2 separate regions of the Mus musculus genome follow, and region 2 is linked to region 1. Evidence: chromatin loops called from intact Hi-C (ENCODE). Cell type or tissue: heart. All regions are shown on one strand.

Region 1 (2,500 bases):
AAATAAGTGAACCTTGGTTTCATAATTTATCAAACCTCATCTATCTAAAGTGTTGCTGCAATTTAGAGTCAGTTCAAAAATCTGAGAGGAATTTTTTTTCCTCTCTTTGTGCTGTTAAAATTGTGAGTTTGAATTAGGACCAGTGACTGCAAGTGTCGGTGGCCATAATGTGCGCATCAGGTAAGAATCAGTCTGTGTTTTGGATCGGGGGCTGAAGCAAGTGATTTTGAGACTTCAGTGATAACCAAAACCTAAGTTCTTAAATTTGACTAAAATCATTGGAATTTTCATGAGTAATGTTAGAATTAGCTGGACTGTGGTTGCCATGAACACCTGTGCTGACTAGGTGAGCAAGAAGGGGTGGTCCCCAGGCAGAGCGCAGGAACTGCTGCTCACCAGTCCCCTTTCAGGAAACCCTTAGGGTAGCATGTCACGTGCCATGAGCCAGTCTCGGATTTTTAGTTTGCGGTAGGATTCAGTTCCATTCAGTTCGATGTGCTCAGATTCTAATGTGGCAGTTGTTGGGTGACCTGTCCTTTTGTTTGCTTGCTGTAGTACTCTAACAAGAAACATCCGGCATCGGAGAGGAGAAAAGGTTGTCATCAATGTGCCAAGTAAGTGGGTGGGGCTGGGCTGGGGCTGGGGCAGCATAGTCCAACCGGCAGCCTTGATTCTCAGCTCCTCTTCTTTTCATTAATAATGCAGTATTCAAGGACAAGAATACACCATCTCCATTTGTAGAAACATTTCCAGAAGATGCGGAGGCATCAAAGGCTTCTCAGCCAGACCATATCTACATGGATGCCATGGGATTCGGGATGGGCAACTGCTGTCTCCAGGTATTGCCTGTGTTGTATGGAGACTTAAATGTCCTCTTCACTATGCATGTGTCTGGTTTAAAGTCACCTTCTAATCTGATTCGAAAGATAGCTTACCTTCTGAAAAATGATGTTGCTTTAGTAAAGTCTTTTGTAGCTGTCTTTTGACTGAAAATTCACAGTTTACCACAGAGGTGTGTGGTTGTTACTAAACTTGGTATCTATTGGTAAACAGATGTTGGTGAATGCCCTTTTTAGATGCCTGATTTTTTACCGCCATCTAGTGACAGCCTTTGAGGATATTATACAAGGCTCAGATCTCTATTTCTGAAAATGACCTCTGGTGAGAGAATCCAGTGACTTTATGATCCAAGGGCAAAGGTTGTTTGGCATTTAAATTTTTATTCTTGTGCAAAGCTACCTCGTGGTTTAAAAGGAATAAATATTTAACAGTCTTTGCCTTGCCCCTGGCTAAATTACACTAGAGATACAATAGTATTTCTCTGTTCGAACAGTTAAAATTTTTGCTGGGACTAATCAAATAACTGATGGCCTCCAACAGTGACTGCACCAGGCTCCCTCAGGAGCAGAGTGGGGAGTGCAGTCTCCCAGCCCACACAGGCCCGTGGTCGTCTCTGCCCTTGCTGCCTCCATGCTGAGCTGGCTTACTTAGTTAAACTGACTGTAGCCACAGCACAAAGGGCACAAAACTCAGCATTCTTTTCTTAGGGCTGCAGCTGTACACACAGTTGTCACATTAGCCTCCCAACTGTTATTTTTGAAAGTACAGATAATTTAGATTTAATACCCAAGTCAGACTTTCCCATGCTACATGTTTCTATAGCATGAAAAGGTATTTTGTTTCCTTTGCATATTTAAGTAGAATCAGATATGTAGCCTCCAAACAGACGCCAGAATGTTCCCTTAAGAACGGTCACACATCATTTAAAACAAGGCTGACTTTTGACTGTGTTACCCGCTTTCTTATCTTAAGTACAAACATTTCTGGAATTAATCATTAAGCTGCAGCACTTAAAATGTGTGGCTTCAGTATTCTGGGAGTGTTCTTGGAACCCAGCCCTTCCTTGGCTTAATATTGAACCAGGGTCTTTCAGGGTTGCACAAAGTGACAGTCTCGCTTGAGACACTTGATTTATGCAAATAAGTGAGTCCTACTGGTGGGGACAAGCATTTTCATGTAAAGACACAGTTGTCTAATCTATTTAAGGTATGAGTTTAGTACTTCCCCCAACATAACCAGTTACAGTATCCCACTTCAAAAGGTTGTAGTGACACAATGAGATGAACTCAGAAGTAGCTACAAAAGTCCCTGCCTTATATCTTCTGACTGGGACCTGAAAGAAGTATTTATTATAGAAAAGCACAAAAAGAAATGGTAAGTACTTTTTTAGTTAATAGTAGACTTAACTGGACAAAACAAAACTCCTCCAAGTTTGTGAGCTTGCTGAGTGCTATAGTGCTTGCCTGGCATCCCAGTGCTACAGAGGGAGTGTGAGCTCAGGCCAGTGTGGGTTCCATATCCAGACCATCTCAGAGAAGTAAATCTTTACACTTCAGAAAAAGGCCATGGCCTGCTATGGATTTTTTTTCCTCCTCCTTTTTTCTACTTAAGAGAATTATGTGGTTTCAAAACCAGATTCTAGGTAAGTGTCGGGTTTGGT
Region 2 (2,500 bases), 390 kb before region 1:
TAAGCCAGGCATTTCTTACTTTCCTTTGAGCAACTTGATGTTTCAGCGAGGGACCCTTAAAAAGACAAAAACATCTTGTCAGAACTTTCCACCCACATTTCACATACAACGTCAAAGGGAAGAACAGAAAACCACCCAGCTGAGGAGACACTGGACCCAGGCTGGGTCACTGCATATTTGCTGACTCATGGACTTCGCTGGTGTTTGATTTCTTCCTGTGACAAGAATCAGCAAGGACTACGTGGGATCATTGCATCGGCGTTACTTTTTAGATGTCCACACCGCATAACTTGGAGAATGAGTATATGCCACCGGACCTTGTGGTAAAAGTCAGGGGTTAAAAAATAATAATAATAATAATAATAATAATAATAATAATAATAATAATAAAACAAAAATTTTTAAAAAGGCTTCTCTGAGTATTTTCTCTCAAGAGCCCAGAACTTGAGACTGCTTTTATAACTGATGGAAATTAACTATATCATCTCAAAACTAGGCAGTACCCCCAATCCGCTCAACCTGCACAGCATCCAGAGCCGACTCGAGCACACAGACTTCTTCTAGTCCTGCTGGGGAATGGGCATACTATATGGCTGTGGCCTCGAGGGGGCACACAGACACTTTACTTGAGAAGGGAACACACAGAATATACATCACAACCACTGCGTGGAAAGGAGCAATCCAAGAATTCAGAAGCTCTAAAACAGAGCTGAGTTCAGAGGACCCTAAACAGTTAGCCTGTGCCGGGAAGCCATCCTGTGACTTCACACACCTGGCTGTGGCGTGGTTTCCTCACTACATGGAGCCAAGACTGCGCTCATGTCATCTATGTGATGGTCACTAAGGACAACCTTGGTCGGCACTATTTTCCTACAGGTAAGAACCAAGCATATGGGATGGGAGTTGTTTCAGCCTCAAATGAACGAAAGAAAAGGTAAGGGTTAGCTGACTGAAAGAGATCCTTGGGGTTGTGGAAACAGTTCTGTCAGTAAAGGGTCTGCTGTACAAGGCTGAGGGCCTGACCTCAGATCCCCAGCGCACCCAGAAGCCAGGCATGGAAGCTGCTGCTGCTGCTTGTGGTAAGGGGAAGACAGAGGGAATAGGAGAAAGGCAGATTCCTGAAGTTCATCTGCCAGTCAGCCTACCTGACTGATGAGTTCCAGGCTTGGGGAAAGACCCTCAAAAAGTGAAGTGAACCTTATATTGACCTCTGACCTACACACACACAGGTGCACACACACTTACCTCACCACACATAGACTAGAAAGGGTTCCTGGATATACAGTTTTCTCATCTGAAGTAAGACTGGAAGGAATGAGGAGAACCTCAGTCAACCATAAGGGGGAGGAATAAGCCAGGAGCATTCAGAACACGAGGAGAGGCACTGTCTGTCCTTTTAAAATAAGAAATGATACTTCAAGGGTGGTCAGCCATTACAGACCTGAGCCGCAGCTGGAGTGTGGAGAGCTAAGCACTAGATGGCCAGGTTTTAAACTTCAGGCAAGGGTAGGCCTTTGAGGGCAGCTGGGAGGAGATGGCAGGTTGTGAATGACATGTTCACAGGGCTGATTCTGCAGCACTTGGAGCTGTGGCTTGAGGAAAGAGACTTGGGGGGTGCGGGGGAAAGGCCAGGCACAAAGGGATAGCAAGAAGGACAGCATCCAGAGGTGCTCACAAAGGAACTACCAAGGGACCTTAGGAGCTGATTTGAGATGAGAGACAAAGATAGGAGACAGTAACATTTCCAAGAGCAGTGATGAATCCAGAGACATAAATCAAAACAGCTGTCAGGAGACCTGGAGAGACCAAAATTCTACTCTGGAAAAAAAGACTTGAAGGAAACAAAACAACATCCAAAAATCGAACCTCGAAAGAACAGATGGAGATAGGAAATTGCTGCCGAGAAGAAATTTAAGCTTGAAAAAATAGGTTAGGGATCCTAAGGTTGTGGAAGCAAAGGAAATGAACACATAAGGCACATAAGACACAATGAAATAGACATGTGTCGTGAGCAAGGCTTTCTCAGGGGAGTCTGATGCCTCACATAAGCGGGAGGCATGGAGAAGTGCTCATGGGACAGAGGGGGGCATCTGGTGTTGTGTTTTGGTCTACATCGATAAAGAAAATGTATAAACAGATCTAGAGCTAGAAGTCCAGAGAGAGCTTTGTACCAGCTGGGTGTATCATCATACAGGAATCTCTTCCAAGAAGATTCTATGTGGTTCCAGCCATACCCGCTGTATTGTTATGGGTAACTTTTGTTGTCGATAATAGTGACGTCTCTTCCGTGGCTGTTTGATTTGGGCTTACTGTCCCAGAAGCTAAAAGTCTATCATCATCACAGCAAGGAAGCGTGACGGGAGGAGGGCACAGTGAATGGAGCAGCGATCTGGGGACTCATATCCAAAACCACCAAGGGGAAGCAGACAGAGAAACTGCACCGAGAATGACACAAGGATTTGAAACCTCAACACCTGCCACCAGTGACATACGTCCTCAA

What was found. A loop is a pair of places that touch in the nucleus more often than their neighbours do. Peaks named below come from ENCODE experiments on the same cell type or tissue, not always from the same donor. Only the 100,000 strongest peaks of a DNase experiment are listed, where the experiment ranks them.
Region 2: it touches region 1 in a loop (3-fold over the local background); 2 of 42 quality-filtered maps call a loop at or near these places.

The regions. Positions count from the first base shown.
Region 1 is chr9:77,780,529-77,783,028 of GRCm38, forward strand. Gclc (glutamate-cysteine ligase, catalytic subunit) reads left to right here. Exons shown (of 16, transcript NM_010295.2): 5 at 556-614; 6 at 706-839. Among named protein-coding and RNA genes, the nearest start is that of Gclc, 27 kb to the left of the region's middle. In heart, a CTCF peak has its summit at 1,099 (motif pointing left); no DNase peak of the experiment used is centred here.
Region 2 is chr9:77,388,976-77,391,475 of GRCm38, forward strand. It overlaps 5730403I07Rik (RIKEN cDNA 5730403I07 gene), which reads right to left. Exons shown (of 4, transcript NR_040378.1): 2 at 1-55. Among named protein-coding and RNA genes, the nearest start is that of 5730403I07Rik, 9.2 kb to the right of the region's middle. In heart, a CTCF peak has its summit at 1,325; no DNase peak of the experiment used is centred here.